Linked DNA regions of Mus musculus: all the other regions are linked to region 2. The links are chromatin loops, found by intact Hi-C in ENCODE. Cell type or tissue: left cerebral cortex. All regions are shown on one strand.

Region 1 (8,000 bases), 93 kb before region 2:
GCACACTCTGAAAGAGGCCACATGTCTGAGCAGTCAGGAGCGCTGTGATTGCTATGAACATACTTTTTTGCCGCGGATGCTGGTGGCCATTGCTCACTGAAGGGCCGGGGCCTGCGGTTCCGTTGCATAAGCAATCCTGGGGCTGGGTAAACATGCCTGACTGATTAATGATAACAGCTCTTAAAACACCGCAGACGTTTCCAGCACCCAGAAATGTTTATTTTTTATACTAAATTAAATTCATTTTCCCTCTCATTCCCTCTAAGGAGAATGGTGACAAATTTAAATTCAGAGTGGACGGCTATATTGAAGATGGCCAAGTGCCACAACCTCTAAATAGGTTATGGTTTGGTGTGTGTTTCATCAGGAGGGTGGTAGGTGGGAGGATATCCAGACGTGGAAGGAAAAAAGAAAGTGCCGGATGCCCCCCACCTCCCCCCGGCCTCTGGACAATTAGCACTGAGCCCTCTGCCTTGTGCACAGAAGGGGCAGCAGATACCTTCATTTGCCAAATACAGCAATAATGGAAAGCAGCAGTGATGACCACACTGGAGAGAGAGCATGGCAGAGACTCATTTACCATGGGAAAAACAGGAAGCAAACACACGAGGAGGCTGCGCTGAATCAAACCCCACCATGCCAGCGAGTAGAATGTGTTACGTTGGTTCGGCACAACAAACTGGTACTGTTCATCTGCCCAGAGAGATGCTGGCACAGCAGAATAAACCAGTATATCATCGGGGGTTCCCCAACCCGTTTGCTGGGCATGTCAGTGCTGCCTTTAGTGAGTGATGAGAGCGACAGATACCTGCTGTACACAATGTCTATTGCTTGGTTGTTCACACTCTATTTTGGCTATATTTAAGCTAGTAAATCAGTTTATCTCTTAACATCATTATATTGGGCTACCCAGATGTATCATCCTGAGTGAGGTGTTTCCATGTTATCAGGATGCTGGTGAATTCCTTGTAGAGAGAACTACTCTGAGGAACAGGCTCCTCCAGTAGAGGATTGCCCCAGTGTATAAGTTCATCGTGTATGATTGCTGAGCTTCCAAAGATGCCCATGGGAAAGAAAGATAAAATGCAAATTGTTATAAATATCATTGTAGAGCATGGGGCTAAAATAAGCTGCGGTTTATGAAGCAATTCCATATGATCCACTGTTTTTATCCAATTGTTGAACTATTTATCCATCAGTGGATTCTGAATGGCACATTTGGTTACATGCACGACTGGAAGATGCACAGTCCAAAGCTGAGAGCTATTACTATAAAAAGAGGAATCTGACTTGTTTGTCAGTAAAGGCTCTCATTTTTGTTGGGCAAATTTTGGCAAGAATTCTAACTCTTTGCTGCCTGTTAAAATAAAAAAAATATAATCATAATCCTTTCATGATATAAAATGGTCACATTTTCTAAACATGAAGAGCAGGGAAATCTGAAGATATTATTAATTTACTCTTCAATAGGTATTGGGTACGGGCTTGTTTGTGTGAGGAACTTGGTAGGTTACTCTGCCCTTGGCTGTCTTGTGCTCAGGGTTGAGAACACACATAGACGCTGAGGAACTATCTGAACCTGTGACCAGTTCCAATACACCAGCAACTCTGTTGCTGAAATCCAACAGGAGACACTTGCAGGCAACTCAGACCTGCTTGCCCCTGCCTGGAAAACACAAAAAGACACTTGGCCTAATCTAGTAAGTGTAATTGCATACATAATAGTTAAGTTCTTTGGGTTACAGTTTTGTTCTTTATTAAAGGGCACATGCTCCTGGAAGGAGCAATAAGAATGAAAGGAACTGCAAGCCATTTTTAGGGCTTTTTAAAAGTAGCACTGGGGACTGAACCCAGGGCCTTGCACATACCAAACAATGCTTCTAGCATTGAGTTAATTCCTTGACTACTGTCAGAGCCTTTCCAGACAATGTCTCCCATCACCACTTATTACTGCAAAGGACCATTTCCTAAGATCCAAGAATGTCCCAAGAGAGAAAGCCTATCTCCCTTCCATTCTTTCTGGAGAATCTTTCCCTCTTAGGCAGCCAATTCTGCTAAAATTCTGTCAAATAAAAGCACTTCAAGGCGTGTTTTCTGGGCAGAGGAATTCACAGCCTTCCAGTTGGGCTTCTGGCCACCTGGGCTCACCTTCTAGAAACCAGACCATCCTAAGGCACCAGAACACAGCAGTCAAAACCTCCTTTCCACAAACTCCCCTCGAGAACATAGTATAAAAACCTAGAATCACTATAGCTCAGTAATATCTTGCTTGTTTCATATATGCAAGGACCTGAGTTTATCCTCAACACCGCAAAAATAAAAATAGTCCTAAAGGGCACTTTGTCCATCATGACTTCGCCTCAGTTAAAATTTACAGAAGAGTAAGTAACTGCTGCCATTCAGCAAGACAGTGATGGACCCATCTGCTGAGCTGTGTCCTGCTGCAATGACCACTATAAAATCCCAGGGGCTTATAGCAGCAACTTCTTGCTCATTCAAGTTTCATCCTTCGCTTCCTGACTTCATCTCATGTGCTCTTGATCACAGAGCCTAGCTAGGCAGAAAAAGCAGCCTTTCTCTGGGTCACCGGGTGTCCTGACAGAGAGGATATGATGACATATGGACCAGGCCATTTCTGTTCCTATTCTGTTGTTGAAATAAGCCACAGATCAGCTGTTCTGAGTAGAATGGTGGTGTAATTCTCTCAGAGGGAGAAGACTCCTGGAGAGGATACATTTGAGCAAGTTTACCCACTGTGATATAAGTGGAAGATTTGGATAGTGATGTCATCCAGAAAGGATGCTAGGTGAACCAGCAGATCATATCAACTTGTTACTCTCAGCCTTAACTTTCTCATGTATAATCAAAGATTTGGTTTACAGGTATCAAGGTCTCTTCCAGCTCTGACATGGAGACCAAACTTTTGCCTCATGGTTACTTGGAGTTGAGTGTGTGTGTGTGTGTGTGTGTGTGTGTGTGTGTGTGTGGTGTTGTTATTCATATGAGATGTGCTAGTGTAGTTTCTATATTTCTGAGAGCTCACCGAGCATGGTGCTTAGAGCCATTTGCTGGATAAATAAGTTAAATCCTATGGATAAAGTGTACACCTGGTGCTTATTTGTTAGATAACTTCCTAGAAATCGTTTCGATGATGTAATGTGACAGTGAAGGACACGGAGACAACAGGACACATAAAGAGAGGCAGTGAGGGAGGCAGGCCAGAGAGCCAAGGCTAAGGAGGCTGCCCCTGGCAGACTGTCTCACAGAGCTTAGTGGCCGAGCTCCTGGCTCACTGCAGGATACTAATCTTGGTCTGCCGGTGGCTCCAGACTCTACAACCTGCTACATCTAAAGGCACGCATGTTTGGAAATGAAACTATGTAAATGGGGAAGGCTCCACGCCCCCTTCCTTATTTTGTAAAGAACCAACTTAAAAACCACTAGAATTCAATGAGAGGAAGCGCTGCTGCGTTGTACAAAGATGAAATTCTGAATTTTACTGCAAAAAGGAAATGGTCGCCCTTCTGACCCAACAAAGCAGTTGATTTGCCAAGAAAATGTTATGAACTAAAAGAAGCCAGTTAAGAAGAAATGCACAGGGAGGGTTTGTTCTCATGCAGTCTGCGTGAGGAGACACATACCATTTTAAAGGCTTTCCCGCTATTACCACAGATTCACAGCATCGAAAGTCACACGAGTACAATGTACAACGTGAATGTCATACTTGACGCTCAGCTGAAGTAGGGCTTATTCTGGGTGCTTCTTGTCTGCCCCACACAATAACGGGTATGAGATTCCTAGCAGATTTTCCTTAACCGCAAGTGGGACTCAATTAGTTCATTTCTTGATTTAAAGGAAAAAACAAAAACAGCAAAAAATGCCAGACGGTGTCGATTTGCTTTTTGTTTATCAATTCCCTAAGGATGAAGATCAAAAAACGTTCGTTAGTCTAGTTATAGGTTTTAAAACCATTATCCCCACATAACTGGTAGGATTCATTCAAAAAAAATAAAATAAAATAGCTGTCTTGTGGAGGAAGGAGCACCACGCCACTGAAAAGCCATCCTCTCCTGACCAACTTCAGCACGGTGAGCTGGAAAATTGCAAAGGGTGGTGAAGTGAAACAGAAAGCAGGGCCGGATACAGAAGCAAAACCCTGGAGGGCCTGGGAAGAATCCAGGCCTTCAAAGCAGAGATTTGAACACTTCAGACAAATGCCACCAAGGAAAGGAGTTTCCAAAGCTGACTTCTCATTTTCGCAGGGATGTCAGATACCATTCCATCCCCTGCTGACTGCAGAAGTCTGGCAGACCCTGAGCGCAGCAACAGTCCTGCACCCTGCAGTCTAAAAACAGTGGCCTCCCAGGCTGCCTGCAGCATTTGGGTAAGCAGTAGCCAGGCGGGAAGAAACAACCAGATTTAAAGTCTGACACCTGAAATCAAAAGCTCTTTTACAATTTTTATCAACTGCCCGGGAACGTTGCTCTGTTTCCGTTTCGGGCGACTCACACAGGCCTGGCTGGCCCTAGTTTATGCTAGGATATAGGAAGTTCAGCGCTTCTTCCCAGCAAGCCAAGAAGTGTGGGCTAGGGTGAAAGGCACTGTCACAGCCTCCCACCCTCTCCTGTCCCCACTGCCCCTCCACGGCCTAGGGCGCCTTGGACGGATCGCATGCCATTTCCTGCATGCGGCTGCGGCACTAATTGAAAATTTGGGTGGCCTTGCTTATTTATTTTCCTGGAATGCGGCGGGTTATATTTTCATGGCATTTTCTCAGCAGTGCAAGCGGTTCAGTTTCAACTACAGCAAAAGAAGAAAAGCCAGTGCCGAGTCAGCTGTAGGCGCAGGAGACTGGCTCTGCGTTAGTCTGGCTTCAGCTGTTCCCGGAGACTGCAGAGCCCTCACTCGGTCCGCACGGATTCCTCTCCGCCTGGGGACTCGGTGACAGGCTCGTAGCCCTGCCAAACGCCAGCCAAAGAAGGAGCTGCCACCACTTAACAGCTCTTCATAAAACGCACGGGCCCTGATTTCTATCCGTTTAATATTAAGAAGCAGGGCTTATTTCAGCATCCTGTCCCGCTGAGGTTGGTACAAGTCATGGCACTACACACATTCTCCAAGCGTTTTTACTCAGGGACACAAAAGCTAACGGCAAAACTTTTTAATTTTCTCGAGCTGCCAAACCACGTTGTTCTAATAACCTACCATTGTGTGGATTGTGTATTGCGGGACAGTCAAAATGTCTCAGTGGAATTGTATAAAAACACAATTTTGGCAAAATTAAATTTACACATGTAGCTTAGAGAATTTAGACTTCACAGATGACTTTCGATTTCATCCTGTGGATGCGCATCTTTGGTTACTGCTAAATTAAAACTATGGAGAGAGGGTAAACTTTAAACATTTTGCATATATCTATTAAAAGAGAATTTCAGAGTGGCTGGGTGATCTCTATATATTTAATAGATTTGGTTACTGGAGAGAACTTCTTTAATTCGACTCTTCAAAGGAGAGCTTACGGAAGGGCAAATCAGGTCCCACTGTGTGTTCTAAGTAAACTGGATCTAGGTCCCTTTCTTAACCTCCGGAGGTTCCATCCCTTGACTTGGTTTCTGCTACCAGGTAATTGACAGGTTTACAGTGCCTGTGGATTCACCTCAAAAAGGACAAAATACGATCATTATACGAAGCAAGGGTCTCTTGGGGAACTAAAAGTAACTTCTTGAAAAATGTTGGCTCTTTTTATGAGAGATTAAAAAAAAAACTTCATCTGCACATTTTAATAAAAGTGTTATGAAATGAGTTATTTCTTATAGAAATAGCCTTAAGCTGTCAAAAATCATGCCTTTAGATAGAAATAAATGAAAATATAAAGATATTTGGATTCTGGAGTGAAAAGGCTTACTGTAATCCATAAATAGGATCTACTTTCAGTATAAACTTTTCTTTTTTCTTCTTTTGGGCTGAGGGTGAACCTTGTTTTCCTTACCTCCTATTTTTTCTCTCATAGTTAAAGAAGTTCATTTGGGGTGGGGGATCGTGGTTATGCAAATATTGCCTAGCAAACTGTTCTTTCTTTGACTATACATATACAGGCTGAATGACAATCATTTTTCACACAATATTGGTTATAAATTTGAAACTCATTATCTAAGATGTGCCCTACATATAATAATCACAATACCTTTTGTTTACATGGCTTTTCATAGACTATAACCTGCTAGGAGGCTAACCTGCTTAAAAGGTGTATTAAATTCAATAAAAAAAAATAAAGGAAAATGAGTTTATTATTTCTTTAAGGTAAACACTTTCAAAGTAGAATTAGCATGCGGCACAGGAAATGTATATATTTAATCTTAAATGGCTATTCAGAATAGCCAATCTAGTGAAGAATAAAATCATTAAATTCTCCCCCTTTTAGCAAATGGCTAGGAAAAACTCATTCATTGTGTAAAAGTGAATGTGTTTAATTTAAAAAGTAAACCACACCGTGGCAAATGCAGCACCTTTCTTTCTTTTTAATTTCTAAGTTATTATTATTATAATTATTGGTTTTTTCCCTCTCTCTTGCAGTAGTATGCTAAGCTTTGGCCTGACTATATTATTATATCATATTGTATTTTATAAAATAAATAGCTCTAAGGTTATGGTGTATTTAGAAGCCTAGGCTGTTGTAAATAAGTCTGAATAAATTGGACTTTTTACAGTGTTTACTATTTTTAAAAATACCCTAAAATAAAATTAATTTCTTTTTAGTATTTCCTATTAATCACATCTACTTTCCTGTGATCAATAAATTTTAGAATGTCTGAGGGGGTTCTCTCGGTGTCAAATAATAAATCTAAAATGTTTTTTTTAAAGAAATGTATTTCAGAGTATGAATAAAAACAGAAGCACCTTTTGTGACTTACCCTCTCCAGGGTGGGGCCCAGAGCTGTCATTTCATTTTAACAGAGATGTGTTGCTTCACGGTGTATTTTACAATTTGCAGACTTAACCCACAGATGAATTTACACACTGTCCAAAAGAAATTAATTCCTAGAATTTCAAAACTGTGTCTCCTGCAAATGTAAGGAGGGCTTACAGGACAGAGGGCAGACCATCATCTGCAGTGTGCCTGGAACAGGCAGGGCTCCTAACCGGTGCCGTGAAACAAACGACAGAAGAGCCTAGGTATGAGCCACCCTCTCCGATTAGTTCTCTCTTAAAACTAAATGACTTAGAACACTGGCCCATCTGTAGAGTGTTGGATTGTACAATTGTTGGATCTCTGAGTCAGCTTTCTACATCTGACTTCCAACTGTAAACAACTCATAACTCACCTGATTCGGATTAGTTTATCCCAAGCATGAGGCAGAATAAACCAGGGTTCCTTCAGAACCCTTTTCTCATAAGAGAGGCAGCAAGAGGCACTAAAGTTAAGAGAGCAACCGGCCTGTGGGCCTACAGACTGGCCAATGCAAGCTGTCAACTCACTTTCGGATCGAAGCTAACGCTGTGGTCAGGAAGCCCAAACCTTCCCAAACACAATTCTCTAGTTACATATTCCTCTGATCTGAACAGATGTCGAAGGCAAAGAACCTTGAGATGAGCCACAAAATGAAATATGTTAATTAGAAATGGAGTTAATTAAAAAGAAAGTTGGAACCCACTGTCAAGACTCTTTTCACATGGGGTTGTGCTGGAGGCCCCAAAACTCTAGGGAATAAATATTGAAATTATGGCAGAAGGATGCAAAGTAGGCTACAACGTGGTTAAATAAAAGAGAATCTAAACACCCTAAAGGTCCTGAGACCCCACAGCTCTTGACATCCACACCTAGGCCCATTTCCAGTGGAGTTTGCCTCTGTTTACCCATTGAGCTTTTTGTAGGAGCTTCTACTTCCAAGTTCTTTTTAAATTTTTTATCTTTTTGAGCAAATGTGTGTTTGTTTGGTGTGTGATCCTGCGTATGTATGACTTTGTATATGTACATACATATGTATAAATGTATGTAGATA
Region 2 (8,000 bases):
AATCTTGATTTTACTCCGTACTAGGATTGGGAGCATGGCGCTTGTGTGTCCGAGACAAGTGTTCTTTCACCTGGCTTCATGCCCAGCCCCTCTTTTCAACTTCATGCTATGTATTCCTATGTATGCATGTATGAATGTACTTAAGATGAGCATTTCAAAAGAGAAAGTGAAACAGCATTACATGTAATCAGATTCCTCTTGGTTTTTTCCTGTAAATTTGTGTAGAGCTTCCGCATTAATTGAGAGGATGTTAGTTACAAGCTTTACCTAGTTTATTTAGTAGGCTGTTTTTCTTAATTGAAAGTAAAACACAGTACCTTACAGCTCTTTGAACCACTCTGCAGATTTCATGGCAATACCATGTAATTTCCTAAACTCATTATGCAAATTTACATAGGTTATTGTTGAATTTAATTTTTCCTTTAGTCTTCTGACTAGGCTTAACTTTACCTTTGTTTTGTTACTAATAAATGTTAATATGAATTATTTAAATAATTTTTAAACATTAGTTTTTATTCTTTAAAAGGTCACATTTAACCAATATTATCTTCCTCCAATTTCTCCTAGTATCCCTAACCATCTCCCTTTCGACTTTTATGTCTTTTTTTTTTTCTTTTTATTATTAATAACCTCAAGTCTCATTAGTGCTGAATGTAAATAATTTTAACATATAACATTTAATTAAAAGATTGATGTGATCTTTTGAAGAAGCAGTTTTATTATTTCATTTTAGAAAACCACATGCATGTACATGTATACACACAGTGCTGGGGACTGAATTTGGGGCCTTACACATGCCCTAGTCACGAAGCATATTCTCAAAGACACACACACACACACATTGATACCCCCATATATGTATGCATACACAATTTCTCATATACCTAGCTTAGTTTAATCAGTTGTTAGCTAGTCCTTCACCTGTTACTTCCCTCTCCCTCATCCTATGTATTTGAAGTTGACCACATAATTATCTGTGCATTTTTAGAGGCAAATATTATTTAAAAATTTTAAATCGAAGTACCAATATGAATACTTGAAATATCAATATATTTTATTTTTATTTGGAGGTGTCTTGTTTGTTTGTTTGTTTGTTTGTTTGCTTTGAGTCAGGATTTTTTATGAAGCCCAGGCTGGCCTAGAACTTGCAGTGGTCCTCTGGTCTCAGTTTTCTGAGTCCTGGAATTGTAGGCATATACTACTATGCCTAATCTTAATAACTTATGAATAACAAATACCTGTTAAATTTCAAGCTCATTTTAACTTTATCTAGAGTCCTTCCTAGGTGTTTATACAATCGCCTTTTATACTTGATCCTAACCAAAAGCCAGGAAGCAATGCTACCATCACTTTTTAACTGATACTTCTGTAGATGAATTGGCAGATGTGCCCAGTACACGTGCAGTTTGTATCCTATCACAGAAGAGCCGGTTACTAGGGGAAATGCATTTGCTTTAACCCTTTTTGCAGAAGGATGCTTTCATGTCAGAATTATATGAGTATATGCCATTGGATTTGCTCCCCTTTAACACACAGTTTGGCAGGCATTGGATTTGCTCCCCTTTAACACACAGTTTGGCAGGCAATGCAATGATGGTGTACAGGTCTGTGTGTGAGGGGCAGTCTTCAGCTAAAACACATGCCTTAAGTGTAAGTTTACAGGGAATAAACAGTTGTTCTTTCATGTAATCTATAGTTGTTGATGAACTTGTAGCAGACACTCACAATTTTCTTAAGTATTACAATGTAAGGCAGAGTGGAAGAAGATCCACTAAGTGTGTGGGTCCTCCATCAGTCATACGTTCCTAATGTGACATGTTGGATTTCCTTTGTGAGGAGGTGTCACAGCAACGACTGGCAGATGTACCTTCTCGGTACACACTGATCATGGGAAGGAATGCCTGTCCAGATCCTTTTCTGGTTGCACCATCCTGTTCTCTCCAGGCCTGTGAATCACAGCACACCAGTCCACATGTGCCTGCGCTGCTCTGTTGTGGCAAGTGCTCCATCAGACTGGGATTTCTCTGCCAGGAAGGCAGGCTGGTCCCAGGCTACTTAGGAAGATCTGTACTGAGACTTCCCAAGCCAGATGAGCCAAGTCTACTTTCTCTGTGTTTTGATGCTCATTTTCTGTCATAGGTGGATTTTATAAAGGAAAGGTTGTACGATACTAAGTAGTAATCCATTGAACTGTTATCCTCCGCTTAAGAATGTGATCTGAGTTGACACTGAGAAGATGAAGGTGACTGCTAGAAGGGGCCCAGAAATTATGGTTGCATCTGAGCAGGATACCTCTAGCTTTCCCTCTAGAGCTTCAGGACTCATGGGTGGCAGGGATGGAAAGGATCATTGCCATCAGCCTACCTGATGGTGCTTGTGGCTTGATTTGACCGACCCCTGTGTTCAGAGACAGAGTGCCGGACTGCCTGGCGCAAGCTTGGTGGTCTTGATTGTAGCTGTCTGTTGTAGGTCCTGCATGTCAGAAGGTGTCTATATTCCAGCTGTCAGATGCTGTTTAGAGGTGGTGTGTGTGCTCTGAAATGATGGTGCCTGCATTTCATCTAGAACTCTGTTGTCAAGGTGCCATGGTGCTCAGAAGGTAGTCTCAGGACCTCATCTCACAATGAAAGCTGGCTGTCCTTTCAATCTAAAAACAGTGAATCTGAAGGCTTTCTATTTATTCTAGTCACTGCACTTAGACTACTAACTCTGGAGAAGAGAAATGAATGCAGTTGTTTAAACCCAGACAAAACAGAGGCTAAGAACTGAGACAGTTTGTGAAATAAAATCCAGTTTAAATGGATAGGCTATAAATATTAAAAGCAGGGGAAGAATTCTTGGTGTCTTTTTTTAAAAAAATGTCCTTTATACACATGATCTGTATCGAGGACTGGGAGGGCCTCCTTTGGACTTCAGTTGTTACATTATTAGTGTACAGTCACCCTGGCAGATGCTGCTCATGAAATGATTCAATGGGAGGGCTCACTACCTTCCTCAGAGAGCTGGCATTCCCAGATTCCCTCCCTGGTCCCTGGGTCCTGACCCTGAAGCTCAGATATGACCTTTGGGATCTTTTTACATTGAGGAAAAGTGTCAGGAGAGAAAAGCAGTGTTTATGTTGAAAAACATAAGCATTTTTAGTTTTTTTAAATCTCATGATTTATGTATGTTATAAGACCTGATTTTGAAGGTTTAAATACAGATGCAGGATTTGAGTATTGTGTTCTTTTTAGCCTGAACTGAGTGACCATGCTGTTTCTGGTGCCCTGGGTGCACACCACCCAATACTCTGAACCATTGCACAAGTTAAACTTTTTCCACCGCCTGAGGATTGGTCTCTAGGAATTCCTATGAAATAGGTCCAAAATGAGAGTATGTCTTAAGGTTTCCTGGCAGGAAAAGCCTTTGGTTAACCCCCTGCTGGGACTCTCAAACAGGACTTTGAAAGGTGGCCTTCAAAGGTGTCGTCTTCTTTGTTCCTAAAATGGCTTGAGTTTAACTCCCTGAGCAGCTGGCTGTCTGGTAAACTGGGGGAAAGGCCGTCAGCTCAGTCTCGCATCTTTGGATCTGTGCTCTAGTTAGGGCTTCCACAAGGACTTCCTAGAATCAGAGCTCAGTGAGGGGCATTTAGAAGAGGAGCCAAACTTATGTAAGCAATGAGTTCTTAAAAATAGACACACAACAGAAGGAAGAAACATTCGCACATGGCTCAGGTTGTCTTTGAAGACTTGGAGGGGACACGTCACACCTGACTGGCTTTTTCTCTGTTCACAGTGGTGAGTGGGCTGCAGGCAGTGAGCTGCTCAAAGTGCCTCACAGCTCTGCATGCACAATCCTTTGGGTTTGATGCACTGTAAACCAACCAGCCAACAAAATAAGATGTTTTTAATGATTTCAAACATCTAGTAGATTGTTAAATACTCACTGATAAAACGAAAGATATTTGTCCACAAACTTTAAGTTACAGAGGGCTTCCTTTTCAGCTGACGCTCATTCAGTAGTCGGTGTCTACAAATGAGCTCTGCTTTTGTTGATCTTTATCTAAATATAGCAGTTATCTTTATGTACACATTTTCTCCATAAGCATTTTAAATAAGTAGGTTGCTAGTACAATTCTGATGTTTTCCTAATGGAAGAGTAGTGTAGTTTCCATGTATTAGAGTAAATTGTACTCCTCATTAGGAAACTGTTGGCGTCACTGAATTTTCTTTAGAATTACAAAAAAAATATTTCCATAGTTAAGACAGTAGACATAAGTTATTCACATATTAAATACTTTTTAAAAATTATAACTTTTACTTTAAAGTTATAGTGTGGTTTGTACATTAGGAAGGGTTCATTATGGAGTTCATTTCCTGGAGACTGAAACACTGAGGCTGAGTGAGTGACTCTCAGTGTTTGCTATAACACGCCCTGAATGATAGCCCTTAGAAGGAGAAGGAAAGAGAAGACACTACTGTAGCAAGTGCAGGTCGATTCAGGTTGGTCTGCATCTTTTTCCTACAGCTAAGTCCTCTGGTATTGGGCACATAACCGCTGGGCAGTGTGGAAGTGTCTAGTTGCAGACTCCTTGGAGGGAGTCCTTCACCCGGACAGTTGTTCTTTCACATGCTGTAATAACAGTGTGTTTTAAATTGGCTTTAGAAGAGGGAATGTTTGGTAGGATTTGGTACCTGTTGTAAGTCTGGGAGCTCTACGGGGCTGCACAGGATAAAGTGGATGTAGGAGAGGGAAGCACAGGACAAGTGCTGAGCCCAAAGCAGCATTCTTCTCCCCAACCAAGGGAGGGCAAGGATTTCTATTCTCCTCTCTCTTTGTGTGTGTGTGTGTGTGTGTGTGTGTGTGTTTGGGTTTTCAGAAGCAGGAAGAAAGAACATCATGAATTGGATTCAGAGTGCCCACATTAGAAATTGTTCCTATGTCTGAAAGTAGCATAAGTGTATATAAACGGTTGTATTTGCCAGAATACAATTAACAGTTTTTAAAAACACGATTGATTGTAGATTTTGAAATACACACACACACACATATATATATGTATGTATGTATGTATGTATATATATGTTTGTATGTGTGTGTGTGTGTGTATATATATATAAAAAAATTTAATGACTGTTTTAGTTTACTTTTCTGTTGCTGTGATAAAACACTGACCAAAGCTGATTGCAGGTAGAAGGAAGGCTTCATTTCAACTGATGAATTATAGTCCATCGTTTAGAAGTCAGGCAGGAACTCAGCAGGGGCAGTCAGGAACTATGGAGGCAGAACGAAAGCAGAAGCCCTGGAGGAATGCTGTTTACTGTCTTGCTCAGCTTAGTTTCTTATATAAGCCAAGCCCATCGGCCCCCACAGGCCCTCCCATGTGAACCATTAATCAAGAAAATGTTCCACAGACTTCCTACAGGCCAGGGTGATGGAGGCATTGTCTCAATTAAAGTTCTTCCCAGATAACTTTTTGACTTGTGTCAAGTTGACAGAAAACTAACGAGCAGAATGAGAATTTTACCTTTCAAGTGAAAATAAAGACCAATAATTTTCACCAGTAACTTAGGCACTTTTTAAAAAGTGGTTAAGGCTTTATGAATTAGGTGTGCCTTTTCAGTGGAGTTTCGGGTCTGCACAGTAGAGTAGGAACTGTTGTGTGTGCCACTGGGAAGAACCGGATCTTGTTCTCTCATCAGGAGACCTGTTCACCTTTTTGTTTTACACAGATAGATCACCAAGGCTTTGTCACAGGAGCTCTTCTTTGGGTTGCCCCCTGCAGCTGATTCTCTGTGGCTTACTGTACAGCTTGAAGACTTCTTGCAGTGAGAGCCACTTCCACTTGGTGCCTAACTAATCCTGTCCTTTCTTCCTAGTAGAAATTAAGGTTTAACACTAAATGTCGGGTACACCCAGTTTAGAACATGTGCAAGGCAACAGTAAAACGTTGACATTTGCAAGTAGTCTTATTCTGTATTATCTGATTTTTATAACTCTGACTTGCATAATATAGAAAGTTTCCTCAAAAGCAGAGGTTACCCTTTTTGGTTACTCCTATACCTACTTTATTACAAACTATTTCACTGGCCAGTTGGCTGTTCTAGCATCTTGAAAGTTCACATCGTTAATTTTGTATTCAAAATTTATTTCCTTTTTTAAACTGTTGTTTTGATGTTGAAGTACACACCAGAAATGTGGTCTAGAACCAAAATTGGGAAGCTCAAATGTGAGTGAGGCAAACTGCATGGTGACTAAGTCCTTTGGGTTAATTTGGATTAAATTATTCCCTTGAAATTGAGGAAACTGCTCTGTTGGAGCTTCTAATATATAGATTCCGAAGATCAAAGAGCATTTTTATCTGTTGACACAGGTCTAATTCATGAGGAATTTGTAATTCTGCCTTGATACCCCCACCCCCACCGCAGCCTTGGCATTGAAATTCCTCTGTGTAGTGCTTGAAAGGAATCCTACTCTGCCTCTGCCTGGAGGCTCCTGGGCCTACATGTTTGGTCAACAAGCAACAGTGGGTGGTCGGGCTGCAGAGCAGGACAAGGACCCGCTGTGCACAGGAAAGTGTGTTCAAAGGTGTTTAAGGGTGGCAAGGAAGTAGGCTGCCCTCCTGAATCTGGGGCTGTGGATCAGTGTCGTCCCCCTCAACCCCCACTATTGTAGACTGTGAGAAACTTGCTATGGGAGGCATGGAGACACAGTGAAGGTATCCCCTGGCTGCGCAGCTGTAGGCTTTATGGATGGAGCCTGCTAAACAACGAACGGTTAACAAATATTTGCATTTTAAAAAAGGAAAATCCTTGCTTTTAAAAATGAGATACATGATAATCAAGGTATATGACACATGCTAAAGTTTCCTTTCCTTTTTATAGAATCTCCTAGACGTCCTATTGCTATTTGAAGCTGTTTCAGGTTCACGCGTTATGTTTGTGAGCTTCACAAGTGCTCTTTCTGAAACAATTAAAAGCTGAAGCCCTTTTATCTAATGGAAATTTCACAGTTTGTAGGAATCAGAAATGTTTCAAATTTATAGCAAATGGTGACAAATGATGACATGACCAGGACTGGTTGCCTTTAGTGACCCTAGGAACACATCCACTACTTCTAAACCAAACTTCCAACTGGTTTTTCTCTTAGTAAAACAAGATTTCTGTTCTGTTTTATGTTCTTTCAAAAATAATTTCCAGATTTAATGTTTGTTTTAATTTGTTCTGCATACTTCACATTAGAAGAAACTTATAAAGAATGTTGCTTCTTGAGGTTATAGAAAATTTAACTGGAAAAATAAGATACCAACTTTTGATTGTGTATGGGTTTAATGGTAGGTATCGTACAGGGTCTTAGACATGTGGTCAAATTATCAGTTGATACTGGCTGTGGCAACTGAAGGATGCGGCTAGACGTGAGACTTTACTCCTAGAACTGGGTGGTCTTGTCTCCCGTCCTGCATGGACTTTCAGAGGGAAGCTCTCTCTGTGCTGCAGGGTTCTGTGCCTGCTTGACCTTTCCAGAGCCATCCGCATGGTAGTTATGCGGCAGATCGCTTCCACAGAGCCGTAGTGAAGGGGGTTTCAGTCTTATGAGTCATTCATTCATTCATTCATTCATTCAAGGCGTAGTTGCGATTCATGTTCAATGTGAAGTGGTAAACTTTATACCTCCAATCAAATAACAACTGCTAATCAAAATGCATGCTTTCCACTTTGTTCATACAAATGATGCAAAACTTCAGATCAAAACTCCCTCCCAGTCATAAAATAATAATTTTACAGCTAGGAGGGTTTCATAGTTGGAAAGCATTCATCTTTGTAGCTCCAATTTTCAACATAGTAAGCCTCTACGGAGAGCCATGGGCTTTCTCTTCATATGAATCCCTGCTGCTGTTCCTAGTGTGGAGATACTTAGTAAATGCAGTCGCCTCATAATTGACAGTCAAGTTTTCCAAGTTCCCCGTGGGCTGCAGATGTAAATCAAAAGTACAGTGGAGCCGGTCCTTATCCCCAGTGTTG
Region 3 (8,000 bases), 720 kb before region 2:
TGTGGTTTAAATCTTTTCTTAGCATGCTTCCTTTGTTTCGTGGGTTTTACATGAACTGGCTTAGACTAAACCAGTAAGGATGGCAGAGACCCATCTACACTAGGCGTATTTAAGGGTATTCAGGACGGGTCTTGGGTGAGCTGGCATGCTCTGTACCTTTCTCTTCCTTTAGCCTGAGCCTGGGTCGGAAGAACTCATCATTTTAACCACGTGTTTAGATCCGTGCTTAGGTTTTTGAGCGCCCACGATGCCTTTCAATAATTGCTTGTGGCACAGGGTTTGGGTTTCCTTGGGTAGTCTTTGCCTGCTGCTACCACAGGCCAGACCTTTCAGAATTGGTCAGTGGCAACGTTGAGCTTTGTGGCCGTAGGTGATTGCTCCACCAGCAGGGATTGGAGAGAGGAACTTAATCTGGAAGGCATAGCTAATAATTTTAAACCTCGTTTTACAGTCTGCTCTCTTTCCTTGGCCAAGAACTTCTATACTCCTTCTATACTTCTATATATGCCTAGTGAGAGAGGCAAGAGCCAGATTTTATTTGCATTCATCCATCAGCACTCCAAGTGCATGTGTTCAGGGCAGGACTCTTAAAGCCACCCTCCTCAAAGATCAGTGCCACAGCTCAGGAGGTCTGGCTATAGGCAAGACTCTGTGTGACCCAGTTGGCCAGGTCATAGAGGTGCTTGGAGTGGGAGGACAAAGGGCTAATCTACCAGACCTCCCCTCCTTTCAAAACAAAACAACACAACAACAACAAAAACTCCTAGGCCTCTTTCTATCCATTTCTAGATGGCCATAATGAGAGTTCCACGAGGAACCTGTCCCCACAGTACCCACTCTCACCCCACCCCTGCAGGAAGGAACAAGTGCCATTTAGGTTTCTACAGCCTGCTATGTTTAGGGATGGCGGTGCCAAGGGCACAGGCCAGGGTCCCCCTCAAAGGAAGATGAAGAAGTTGGGAGACCTGCACTTCGTATCTGGGAAGAGAGTGTGAGTGCAGATGCCCCCTAGGCACGTTGATTCTGAGAGGCCTCTTGTACAGCTGGGGGAAAATATCTGCTGGCTTTGGGGCTTTGAGATTATCTAGAAACCTGTGGGAGTCTGGTGGCCTCATGGCCTTGACACTATAGCAGACAGCACAGTACACTCAGGAGTGGCCACCTTGCCTGTCCCTGGTTATCTTTTCTCTTGGGAATTCGCATGCACACCCCTCCCTTCCCACCTACCTCTCTCCCTACCCTCTCTCTCCCTCTTTGAGTTTTCTCAACCCCCTCCTTTCTTCCACCTTGGAGGTGGCTAGGGTGGCTTGCCACTCGGGCTCACACGGGGAAGCTCTGCAGAGCCCGAAGAGGTCACTCCAGGAGGGCACTGGGCATGCACACAGGGATGCTACAGAAAACACCCACCAACACCCAGAGGCTGCAAGGCTGGCCCCAGACCTCCCCGATGGAGCGGGAAAGTCGGCTGGCTGCGGGCAGGCTTTCACGGAAGCGCCCTGGAGGTCCCAACCCAGTGGCCGGGTTTTCTTCTCTAGTTTGGCAGGGTCTCCTCGCCCTCTGCCTTCCCTTCCCCCCCAAATAAATAAATAAATATCTAGGAGGGCAGCGATCTCGGCGGGGCGCTGGGCCCCGCGACTCCGCGCAGATGAACTTCCTGGCGCATCAAGACTCGCTGCAGTCCTCCCGCCGAGCGCAGGATATGGGGCGCGCTCGCCTCTCTTCAGAAAAGGAAACGTAGCTCTTCCAAAAATATAAATCAGTTCTGACGTCCAAATATTTCTTTTGTCCTCCAGCATCCTCTGTAGGGATAAATAAAACGTGCTAGGCGCCCAGAGGCCGACTAGGGACCTCGGGGCGCCCAGACGCCGCCTCTGAAGTGCTGCTTCTTGCGGAGTCTCCCTCCCCATTTGCCACTCTTACCCGGCCTTGGACCCCTTCAGCTTGCCCCTTGGTCCCTGGAGTCTTAGAGGGCGATTGGCTTACGGGGCTGGCCCAGGGGGTGCTGGGGAAAAAAAAGAAGTCCCGGAGAGCAGGGCCTGAGCAGCCCCTTTCACCACCCAGCTAGCCCCCAATTTTCCAGTCCACACAGGGTGTGCACCTAACCCTTCCAGGAGGGGGCTCCTGGTGCCTCATGGCCTCGGGTTTCAGTAGTTCCAGGAGGACTCCGGAAGACCCCACATCAGGCCGAGAATACTCCTTGGGCATTCCTAAGGCTGCTGCTGCTCACCCAGAGTCAGCGAGGAGACTGTGCAGCTGATAACAGGGCTATCAGCCTGCCAAACTCACGTGTTGGCATGGGTTTAGTCAACCTTGTGCAGCTGATAACTGGGCTATCAGCCTGCCAAACTCACGTGTTGGCATGGGTTTAGTCAACCTTAAGCCTGTTCGCCTCGTAGGAACACTTTCTAGTTCTGTTAGGGTTTCCACTGGGATTAGAAAACAGCTCAACAGTAAGGCAAACCACAGCCAGCAAAAGTGGCAGAGAAACCAGCAAGACCCGAAAGAAGGTGGGTTGAGGGTGTGTTCCACAACTCCATACCCCTTCTCTTCTCTCTCCTGAAGCTGGGGTGTTGGGAGTCTCCTCTCCCCACCAAGTCCTCCCCCCTCCACGTGCACCTATGAGGTGAGCCTGAAAGAGTGGGGTTCATGGATACAGGACAGAGGTTCCCATCTGTCCTGGGCATTCCCCCTCCCGACAGTCTCAGCCTAACTCCAATATTCTTGTGTGGGTCTGGCTCGAGATTGGGCTGCGTGTGGGCGCTCTTCGCTTACCCCTTTCCTCCAGGGGATCTTCATGGCTGAGCTGCCTCAAAAATCTCCCGTGCAGAATATCTTAGAAGGGTTTAGACAATCTGTCACCCACCACTTCAAGAATGCTTCCTCCCTTTCAAACACAATCCTTGGACACCAGAAAGTCTGCAGTGGGCGTGCGCTTGAAAAGAGAGTAACTATGTAACCAGCGTCAGAGACGCTCGGAACGCTTTCAGAAACAAGGACCAGGGCCAAAAATCCCTCCAAATGATTTACGGACCCCCTCGTCCTCTTTCCCACCTTTTCCAGGACTCTGCCTTGCGCCTGCCAACCTACATCCTCGCTCTGAGTAATGTCAACTTTGAATACTTCTTGGTTTGTGTTTTTGGGAGGACACACTTTGCTTCCCGAGGTTCAAAGAAGATAGTATGTCTAGGATGACATACTTGTGGGGTTTGCTCGCAAAGTCTTTGCTGCTTGAGAGGGAGCGAGCTGCAAAGCCTGGTTGTGGATTTTTGGAGTGTCAGTTTGCTTTTGTGTCTGCTCTGGCGACTTGGGGGAACTGAGACGCGCCCAGTGTTCCTCTTGTGTCCGCTGGGTGGCGCCAGGCTCTTGGAAATGGCAGCCCCTGGGGCAGCCTGCAGCGGTCCACCCCCCAAAGGCTTGGTTTCACCTGCGGGCGCTGGAGCCGGGTGGGGGTGGGGGTGGGCAGCACCCTCCCCCCAACCCCCTTGCAACTGGTTGAGGTCTATTAGTGTTGCGCTAGGTGGATAGATGCCTTCAAATACTGGCTTATCACGTCCTCGTCCTCGGTTGGTCCCCCTTAGAGGCACATTCTCCAGTTCCATTTTCAAAGGAAAAAGAGCTAGGTCCAGGTGAAGAGGTCGGTCAGTTCCTTTAGTTTTTGGTTTTCAAAGGCGGTATGAGCGGTGGTGGTGGTAGAGGCGGAGCGGGTAGGAGTTAAGGGCATTATGCCTTAGTTTTCAATTACATAGGGAGCTCCTGGAGCTTTACTCTGGTCCTGTAAACAAATGAGTGAACCGAAAACAAATAAGGGAACCAACCAACCAAGAATACACCAACCAACCCCCAGGCTTGTTGTGTCGGGGTTCCGCAGCGATTTTCTACAAACGGCCTATTTTTCTTTTTTTTTCTGGACCTCAGCCATCTGGTCTCCCGTTGTCTTCAGTGACGGCAATACTAGGGGTTGCTTTTGTTCTCATTCTTCTAGACAGAGGAAAGCCTATGTGGCTTCTTAAAATTGTCCTGGTGAAATCCTGCAAAGTGAAACGAAACCTGAAGGGTCCTTGAGGGACAGGCTGGACCTAAAGTGGACGCTCCAGGCAGGTGGGAGTAGGCTCTGGCAGCAGGCTGGGGTTGAACCAGACACACCCAAGCATCCTACTGGCTGGAAAGGAAAGGAAAGGAAAGGAAAGGAAAGGAAAGGAAAGGAAAGGAAAGGAAAGGAAAGGAAAGGAAAGGAAAGAAAAGAAAAAAAAAAAGAAAAAAAAAGAAAAGAAAAGAAAAGAAAGGAAAGGAAAAGAGAAAATCCCTTAAAATGAGTGCAAATAAGTTATTGGTGCAAACAGTAAATCCTTTTGTGAAGTTTTACTTTGGTATTTTGTATTTGATATTGCGAAGAGATTCACAGTACAGTGATAGGGAATATGCAGAGTCTCCCTCTCTCCCACTCTCCTGACAACCAAGTATCAAGTTTATTATCTCGATTGCCTTAATTATTTCCTCAATTTTCATTTCTGGCTGAAATATTTTAAGCACCTCTAGAAGTCATGTTTTTGAAAATGCACATTTTTCCTCCCCTTAACACCCCCAAGTCTTTCATTTTTTGGATAAACAAGCAACTCCCCCCCCCCCCGCCCCCAACTACCACCACCACCAACAGGACACTCAGAATCAGGGCAGGACAAGTGCTCTGCATATTTTTCACCAACAGAATTTTCCAATGTGATGCTCCCCTCTCCCCCAGAGGGACTTTAAGCCCAAGTTTTGGCTTTGCTCTGCCAGCTTTCTTCCTTGAAAGTCCAGTGTGTGCTTACCATCACGATCCTCCCTCCCTCGTCACCAGAGTCAACTCTACATTGCTTTCTTTAGCACAGCCCATATCAGTTCTAGAGAACACATCTCTCTCTCTCTCTCTCTCTCTCTCTCTCTCTCTCTCTCTCTCTGTGTGTGTGTGTGTGTGTGTGTGCAAGTATGTGATGTATGTATGTATGTAAGTATGTATGTATGTATGAGATCATCCTTGTACAGCATTTTAAAATACATTTCTAGGCAGGGGCTATTTGTGGGAAGAGCTTTTCTCATAGTTTGAAAGTGCCTGCAGGAGAATGTCTGATTGGCCAGGGGGGCTAGGGAGAGCTGCAGATGCTGGCAAAGACGTTTATTAGCCTTGCTCCTTGACCTCTTGACTAATGTCAAGACTCTATGTACATTTATTAAATATTTGTTGATTTACTCATTTTTTTCTGTGTCCTTGAGGGCACATGTTCTGCTCTTTCATGTTCAATGAAATCTTAGCTGATAGGATAGATCACTCCAGAATGGTGATAGGTAGCCCTAAATTTACAGCTTGCCAAATTACACTTGGTCATAGTGATTTCAGATCCGTTGCTAAGTATGCTCGAACTTCTGTTTTTACATCTTTTTCCGTAAAATATAAATACTAAAAATTAAGAGATAATGACCATACACTCTCCCATGGTGACTGTAAAAATAGAATCAATGGTGTAAAAAGATACACACAGCCATCTTGTTACTTTTGGCCCAAGCGAGTAAAAGTTCTGTTTATTTTAAGTCACCCTGTTTCATTCCACATGGGATTGTTCCCCCTCAGCACTCTAAGTAACTTCTCTCGTGCAAATCGGTGTGCTTAAGCCCACTTCTAGCCTGGCCTGGTGGCGCTGCAGGCGGCGGGCGCAGGGGGCGGGGGCAGTGGTCGGCTCCTTCAAGAATGAAGTTTCTAGGCTATGGCTGGGACTCCAATTGCCCAGATCAAAAATGGAAAGGAAAGATGGATATTATTCTGTGTAGGATCAGGAAGCCCTAGGAAGGATTTACCTCGTTCATTGCACCTGGGGAGAGATTCGCGCCCTCACACAGGTGATGTGTCCTAGCATTGTTCAACAAGACGGTGCCCTGGAGTGTGCATGTGCACTCACGTGGGATAGGGGAGAACGTGGTGGTGCGGGATTGATGGTGGGTGTGTCAACTGTGCGGGTTGAAATAAGACAACAGAAGGTTGCAAGCTCCAAAGCAAAAATTCCTGGGCCAGAGAAGTGTGCTCCAATTTGGGTTGTGCTGGCTCTTGCCCTATCTTGGTCTGGTCTGAGGGTCCTGGGATGGCTCACGCGGGAGGAGCCACGAACAGCCGGCCTGTATTATAAAAGTCCTTTGCTTGAGTGTTCCATTCCGGAAAGCACGAAAGCATGGCGGAAAGAAAAAGCCTACAACGAATGCTTCAGGAGTGGGAGACCCTCCAGGAACCCTGCGGGGTTGCTGGCTGGCTTCAGACACTTGCAAAACAGTCTCTTGAATTTGTGCAAGGCAGAAGTTTCCCCGCTATAAGCAATCTGGCGAATGGGTCTCCAGCCCCAGCCTGGATATAAAAAGACTTCTGTTAGCACCCCTACCCACCCACCTTACCCCTAGGCTACTAGTCTCTGGGATCTGCAGCATTGTGGACTTACGGTACAGGTAAACAGGTACTTATAACTATAGATACTTAGGTAACTATATATAGAGAGTTATTTTTTCTATATGTATTGATAGGGTTATTGTGAAATCTTTCAACGAATTCGTGCAAGCTGAGCCCTTCCTTCCACCCACGGCCGGTGGGCAGTGCTCGGTGAAGGGGTGAAGGTCGGCCCTGAAACCCAGGGAGCAGATTCCTCCCAATCCGGGCAGATTTCCGTGGCCGCGGCTTTCCACGCGCGGATTCCCCGAAGCCCGGAAGCGCCGAAACCTCCAAGCCCCGAAGCCCCGAAGCCTCGAAGCCCGCAGTGCTTGGGGGAGAACTGGACTCTGCTGCTGGTGCCTTCACTTTGTTTTAGGATGTAAGAAGTAGACTTGCACAGGAAGCTAAGGCCGGCAGGCGCTGAGCTGAAGCAGGTGCGCAGCTGGGCCAGTTTTTGGACAAGGGACCTGGTGGCCCGCAGCGGTCCTGTGTCCTTTGAGACAGGAGCCTCCTGCTCAATGTCCACATACTTGTGGCTACAGATGGCGATGGATAAGAGACACTCTTCATAGGAGAGTGACCTTGTTGGACGCAGCGGGATCGAAATTTCAAGGGTCATCAAAGGCTACAACCTAAAAGGTAGAAATGGACGGTAGTTCCCTCTCTGCCAGCCTTTCCTCCCAGGCTTGGATCTGTGGCTGCCCAGCACAGCGGGGACGAGACCTACAGTAAACCGCTGCTCCTTGGCCTTGCTGGAGAGGGAGCGGCTGCACGTCGGCGCTGAGAAGGGTGGTGGCCCCCTTTGAGACAAGCTTCTGGGGCGGTCACAGGACTCACTAGGTGCCAGAAGGGAACCTCAGCTGGCGCTGCCCAGTCCAGGGACAGTGGAGGAGGGGAAGGGGTCGATACCTCTTGATTCCGAACAGGCAGTGCCTACCAGAAGGTTTTTGTTTGTTTGTTTGTTTTATTTTTTCATTTATTTATTTATTTATATTTTTTGGTTTTGTTTTGAAAGAAAGGCTAAAGAGCCTAGGACTGGTAGCTGAGGTTTGAATGGCCTTGTAAGCCCTCTAGCCCCGCCCCCACCCCCTTTTCCCCCAGGTTTGCAGCCTTCTCTGCGGTAGGCCAACCGCTGGATTCTTCCCAGGGAGGCTTAACCTATCACAGGGACTTCCTCCCATATGCATATTTTACATATATAAACACCTTTCCCTTTAATAGCCACTTACATAAACCATCCACATAAACCCTTGCTTGGGATCGCCTTTCTTTATCTCCGCTCCTTTCCTCCATTTTTTAGCTGGCTGTGCAAGCTTGGGTTTCCTCTTGAGGATGGAGGCTAAAGTCTTCACTGTTCAGGCAAGGCTTTAAAGACAGATAGTCACCCACCCCTTTTCCAGTCTTTGGATTCAAAGTACGTTAAGAATCGGAACGGCCGGGCAGTGGTTGCGCATGCCTTTAATCCCGGCACTTGGGAGCAGAAGCAGGCAGATTTCTGAGTTCGAGGCCAGCTTGGTCTACAGAGTTAGTTCTCGACCCCCTCCCCCACAAAACA

The links. A loop is a pair of places that touch in the nucleus more often than their neighbours do. Peaks named below come from ENCODE experiments on the same cell type or tissue, not always from the same donor. Only the 100,000 strongest peaks of a DNase experiment are listed, where the experiment ranks them.
Region 1: it touches region 2 in a loop (2.7-fold over the local background); 23 of 42 quality-filtered maps call a loop at or near these places.
Region 3: a loop joins it to region 2, with 4 times the contacts of the local background. A loop is called at or near these places in 22 of 42 quality-filtered maps.

Annotation. Positions count from the first base shown.
Region 1 is chr13:30,982,522-30,990,521 of GRCm38, reverse strand. No RefSeq gene overlaps it. Among named protein-coding and RNA genes, the nearest start is that of Exoc2, 12 kb to the right of the region's middle. In left cerebral cortex, no CTCF peak of the experiment used is centred here; DNase peaks (open chromatin) are centred at 4,159, 4,366 and 4,908; H3K4me3 peaks cover 1,515 bases; H3K27ac peaks cover 2,729 bases.
Region 2 is chr13:30,889,894-30,897,893 of GRCm38, reverse strand. The region is part of intron 11 of Exoc2 (exocyst complex component 2); the gene reads left to right. Among named protein-coding and RNA genes, the nearest start is that of Hus1b, 54 kb to the left of the region's middle. In left cerebral cortex, no CTCF peak of the experiment used is centred here; a DNase peak (open chromatin) is centred at 3,666.
Region 3 is chr13:31,614,051-31,622,050 of GRCm38, reverse strand. No RefSeq gene overlaps it. Among named protein-coding and RNA genes, the nearest start is that of Foxf2, 7.8 kb to the left of the region's middle. In left cerebral cortex, a CTCF peak has its summit at 3,342 (motif pointing right); DNase peaks (open chromatin) are centred at 3,338, 3,590, 6,561 and 6,715; H3K4me3 peaks cover 1,210 bases; H3K27ac peaks cover 2,138 bases.